Linked DNA regions of Homo sapiens: region 2 is linked to region 1. A link is an interaction called in ENCODE POLR2A ChIA-PET data of the cell type or tissue named here. Cell type or tissue: GM12878. All regions are shown on one strand. Each heading gives the region's core, and the rest is flanking DNA. Links, peaks and the distances in the headings are about the cores only.

The links. ChIA-PET counts read pairs that join two places held together with the same protein. Peaks named below come from ENCODE experiments on the same cell type or tissue, not always from the same donor. Only the 100,000 strongest peaks of a DNase experiment are listed, where the experiment ranks them.
Region 2: POLR2A ChIA-PET joins it to region 1 with 6 read pairs; 2 of 35 experiments call an interaction of 5 or more read pairs at or near these places.

Annotation. Positions count from the first base shown.
Region 1 is chr10:89,239,517-89,242,332 of GRCh38, forward strand. All of the region lies in intron 3 of LIPA (lipase A, lysosomal acid type), which reads right to left. Among named protein-coding and RNA genes, the nearest start is that of LIPA, 11 kb to the right of the region's middle. In GM12878, for the core only: no CTCF peak of the experiment used is centred there; no DNase peak of the experiment used is centred there; H3K27ac peaks cover 1,168 bases.
Region 2 is chr10:89,603,560-89,606,375 of GRCh38, forward strand. All of the region lies in intron 2 of PANK1 (pantothenate kinase 1), which reads right to left. Among named protein-coding and RNA genes, the nearest start is that of MIR107, 12 kb to the left of the region's middle. In GM12878, for the core only: no CTCF peak of the experiment used is centred there; no DNase peak of the experiment used is centred there.

The DNA of each region.
Region 1 (2,816 bases), core at 231-2,730:
ACTCACACTTCACTGTCACCCTGCTGGGGAGCAGGTGACCTGCAGGAGTGAACACAACAAGAGCACCCTGCATCACAGAGCAGGGAAGAAAACCGTTCCATGCCTCAGAATGCTGTTTTCCCCAAAACCAGCAATAATCACTCTGATCACCAGGCAACACGAAGGCAGTAATGTGGTCTGTCTTGTTCACTGCAGAACGTTCCAGGACATTATCATAATTAGAGTTTTCCACGCACCCAGGATGGTGCTGGGCCATTTACATCATTCTTCCTCCTTTGGGGCCTCTGAGGCTTAGAGAGACTAAATCATTTGCCCTAGGACACACAATTAGTATACGATGCAGCTGGGAATCAAACCCAGGTCATGTGACAAATGTGCCCATCATCTCCATGCCAAATTGCCTGTCTTCCCTGCCCCTCTCTGCCACCACGGCCTGTCCTCAGACAGCTTTGCAGCACAGCAACTTGAGTTCCAGAGCTTCACAGTTGAGCGAATTTTGGGAAATTATCCAGCTCTCATCCAAAATTCTCCCTCAACAGAAGGAGCAGAGGGTCCACAGAAGAAAGCACCTGCAGGGGACACAGGGCTAGAAATGACACAGTGCTTGTCACCTGACCCCCAGACATAGTTCTATGACATTTCTTACTTTTCTTACTTCTGTCCATTGTAAACAAATGCATCTTCCTCCTGTCCACACAGTTTAGAATACATCCCTGTCATGGAGGGCTTAATCCTGAAGAAGTCAATATCAGAGACCACCATCAAATCCATGTTGACATTTCAAAATTAAAAACAGAGGCTGGGCACCATGGTTCATGCCTGTTATCCCAGCCCTTTGGGAGGCTGAGGGAGGATCATTTGAAGCTGTAGTAAGCTATGATTGTACCACTGCATTCTAGCCTGGGAGACACGGTGAGACTTTTAAAATATTTATGTATTTATTCATTAATATTTTAAATAAATAAATGTTGTAAAAGAAATTGTATCACCTGCACTTACTATACTGCATATATTTCACAGGCCTTATCAAATTTTCACAACAGCCTACGAAGTAGCCAGTATTATTCTTCCTGTTTAATAATTGAATAAGTCAAAACTTCAAGAGGTAAAGAAAATTGCCAAGGTCACACAGCCAGTTAAATAGTAGAGCCAGAACTTACACCCATGACTGGTGGCTCTTCACATGCTCAGCTTAATCATGAGGCAATACAGCTTCAAGTTTTACCCACCACAGGAAGCATTTAAGTTGTGTTCGTGGACTCCTAGGAGCCCAGGAGTAGGAAATCCTTCATGCAGTGTGCCCTTGAGCAGGGGACACTATTAAATCGCAATGTCACAGGAGGGCTGCAGGAGCATGCTTGGGTAGACTGCAGCCTGGAGCTAAAGCAATTTACCAAGTAAAGAGAATCAGAAAAGTCTTCATCCCCGCAGAGTCTGGTGGGGATGACAGAGGTCACACACATCATCACCTACATAATAATATATTGTTTATTGTCTTAATTGCGATGGAGAAAAACACAGAGGACTATAAGAATATGTAGCCAGGGGCCTGACCTGGTGTGAGAGGCTGAGGAAATCCTCCCTGAAGATGTGAAAATTAGGTTGAGAACAGAGGACAGGTCAGAGCGGTTAACCAGGAGGAAGAGGAGGGAAGGGGACAGGGCAGAGCACTATCTTCCTTTCCACTTGGCTTTCTGCTCTGATCCCAACCTGGGTCTATGAGATAAGCTGTACAGCTGACCTCACTTATGCTGCTCCATTAGGCAAAGGTTCTGAATGCAATCCCCTACCCAATGCGCCATCAGAGTGCTACATGAGCCTGAGCTCAGCCCAAGTCACCAAGCTCAGGCATTGATTAATGAAACCATGTCTGTTCGGCACCACCAGGGGTGAGGAATTACATCCCAGATTACCAACGCCTATGTGTAGCCCGTTAGAGCACTGCAGTGATTCAAAAAATAGTTTCTTTAGAAGTGAAGGATTTTTCTATAAGGAAAGAAAAATCTAGAAATCAACCAGAATTCTAAAATAAACAATCAAAGCAAAATACAAGCTGATGGTCTCCTTCTAAAGACTTAACTCACAAGCCACGCTGTGAATTTTCAGCTATGACTCTAATAGCTCAATGGACAACCCCTGGGGAATCTTTGCTGAGGCCACAGTTGAAAAGCCTGTTTCTGCATGCTGAAGGCAGTCATTCCAGGCTTTCACAGTCTAGAGTGCCACTTCACCCACTCGGCAATCAGATGCATAACTTTCAGATACAAATGTGCCACTCTTGGTGTGTGTATATATATATAAAATATATATTGTGCCTATCATGGCATCAACTTGGTTAATATTTATTATGTAAGGCCACATTCTCCAGTTCAAAGATCACTGAATCTGTAGTCAGACAGGTCAGGACATGACCCTCTGCCCTGAGACAAATTCATTTCCCTATTTGAACCTGGCTGTCTTATCCAACAAAATGAGGATGTTAGTCTAGAACACAGGTTGCCAAAACCAAGAATTCTACCTTGGAATCCACCAGTGAAGTGTGTTTAAAAAAAAACAAAAATCCCTAGCCCAGGCAGGAATCTGAGATCCCTCCAGTGCTAACTCCCCATGACTTTCTGAAATAAGGCTGAGCAGATGAAAACAGAGCCACTTCCCTATGAAGTGTAATTTCTGAATTTCAATTCCCTTCAGGAGCAAAGCATTGCTCAACACTTCCTAAGAAGGTTGCTTAATGGTGGGAAACAGCATGCACATACTGCACGAGTAGCCAAGGGCTACTACTGTGCAGAATGGAGGTGAAAGGTACAAATACCAGC
Region 2 (2,816 bases), core at 254-2,753, 360 kb after region 1:
GGTCAGTGGGTTAAGTTACCTACTCCTGTTCCTAAGACTAACAAGTAGGGGAAGAGGTAAAGTAGAGAAAATTTTCCAACTACAACTCTGAAAAACTAGCAATGTTATTTCTAATACCAAAGTTACTTAAGTAAGTAGGGGTACAGTGGGGTTCTCAAACTTTAAGTGCATCAGAATCACCTGGAGGGTTGGTTAAAATGCAGGCTGCTGGGCCCCAACCCCAGATAGCTTTTTCCACCCTCCATCAAATGACGAAAGGGGCCATCTATGAGTGGTCAAAGTCTCAAGCAAGAATGAAATTGAGAATGATAGTGTCTACCAAATCTTATGCTCCTGCAATATCACAAATCAGTCCTCAGATTAATAATAGGGACCAAGGTAACAGGTGTTCCTAAATGATGCTCTTAGGTTTAGACATTCCACAGATTCATAGGTGTCCTACCCGCTCCTGATGCTTTTCCATCATTATATGCTTTTTAAGACTGGTCCCTTGGAGATTTCTGGCATAAGAAAAGCCAATTCTTAAGTCCTCACACATTGAAAAAAAGTGATGAAAGCAATCAGAAACCTCTTTCTGTTGCCCTAAATTTAATGTCAACCGAATAAGACTGTTGTTATATCCTATTTGTTCAAAGGGTAGGTAATTTTTTTACTTTTAAAGTAACTAAAAGAGTTACTTCTGACTTCTAATCAATGTTAGCTTTGGACTGGACAAAACTCACAAGTGTCTACATGCATACTTCCAAGATGTTGCAGGTTGATTTCCAGACCACCTCAGTAAAGTGAATATTGCAATAAAGCAAGTCACATGAGTATTTTGGTTTCTTAGTGCATATAAAAGTTGTTTACACTGACGGGGCGGTGGCTTATGCCTGTAATCCCAGCACTTTGGGAGGCCTAGGCAGGCGGATCACTTGAGGTCAGGAGCTTGAGACCAGCCTGGCCAACATGGTAAGACCCTCGTTTCTACTAAAAATACAAAAATTAGCCAGGCATGGTCACGATGTGTCTGTAATTCCAGCTACTTGGGAGGCTGGGGTAGGAGAATCGCCTGAACCCAGGAGGCAGGTGTTGCAGTGAGCCGAGATCGCATCACTGCACTCCAGCCTGGGCACAGACTGAAACTCCGTCTCAAAAAAAAAAAAAAAAAAAAAGTTGTTTACACTATACTGTAGTCTATCAAGTGTGCAATAGCATTATGTCTTTTTTGAGACAGAGTCTTTCTCTGTCTCCCAGACTGGAGTGCAGTGGCAGTATCTCGGCTCGCTGCAAGCTCCGTCTCCCAGGTTCATGCCATTCTCCTGCTTCAGCCTCCCGAGTAGCTGGGACTACAGGTGCCTGCCACCACACCTGGCTATTTTTTTGTATTTTTTAGTAGAGACGGGGTTTCACCATGTTAGCCAGGATGGTCTCGATCTCCTGACCTTGTGATTTGCCCACCTCGGCCTCCCAAAGTGCTGGGATTACAGGTGTGAGCCACCAAGCCCAGCCTAGCATTATGTCTAAAAAAAAAAAAAAAGGACATACCTGAATTTTAAAATATATTTATTGCTAAAAAATGCGAATCATCTGAGCCTTCAGATTAGTAATCTTTTTGCTGGTGGAGGGTCTCCCCTCAATGTTGAGAGCTGCTGACTAATCAAAGCAGGGTTTGCTGAGGGTTGGGGTGGCTGTGGAAAAGTTCTTAAAATAAACAAAAATGAAGTTTGCCGCATTGGTTGACTCTTCTTTTCACAAAAGATTTCTCCACAGCATGGAATGCTGTTTCATAGCATTTTACCCACCATAGAACTTCTTTCAAAATTGGAGTCCATCCTCTCAAACTCTGCCACTGCTTTATCAACTAAGTTTATGTAATATTCTAAATCCTTTGTTGTCATTTCAACAACGTTCACAGCATCTTCACCAGAAGGAGATTCCATCTCAAGAAACCATTTTCTTTGCCCATCCATAAGAGGTAACTCTTCATTCTTTCAAGTTTTATCATGAGATTGTAGCAATTCACTCATATCTTCAGGATCTACTTCTGATTCTAGTTCTCTGGCTAGTTCTACCATATCTGCGGTTACTTTCTTCACTGACATCTTGAACTCTGTCCATGAGGCTGAAATTCACTTCTTCCAAACTCCTCCTAAAGCTATTTTATTCCCCCAACTTGAATCTGAAATGTTCTTAATGGCATCTAGAATAGTGAATCTTTTCCAGAGGTTTCTAATTGATTTTACCCAGATCCATCAAAGGAATTGTAATCTATGGCAGCTATGGCCTATGAAAAGTATTTCTTTAAAAAAAAAAAGTATTCCTTAAATAATAAAACTAGAAACTTGTAATTATTCCTTGATTTATGGGCTGCAGAATGGATATTGTATTAATAGGCATGAAAACATTAATTTCCTTTTACATCTCCATTAGAACTCTTGGGTGACTAGTTGTGTTGTCAATGAGCAGTAAAACTTTGAAAAGATTTTTTTTTCTGAGCAGTAGGTCTAAATAGTGGGCTTAAATATTTAGTAAACCATGTTATAAACAGATGTACTATCATCCATGCCTTATTGTTACATTCGTAAAGCACAGGTAGAGTAGATGTAGCATAATTCTTAAGGGCCACACGATTTTCAGAATGGTCCATGAGCGTCGGCTTCAACTTCAAGTCACCGGCTGCATTAGCCCTTAACAAGAGAGTTACCCTGTCCCTTGAAGCTTTGAAGCCAGGCATTGACTTCTGTTCTGTACTATGAAAGTCTTAGGTGGCCTCTTCTTCCAAAACAATATAAGGCTATTTCATCTATACTGGAAATCTGTTGTTTAATGCATCA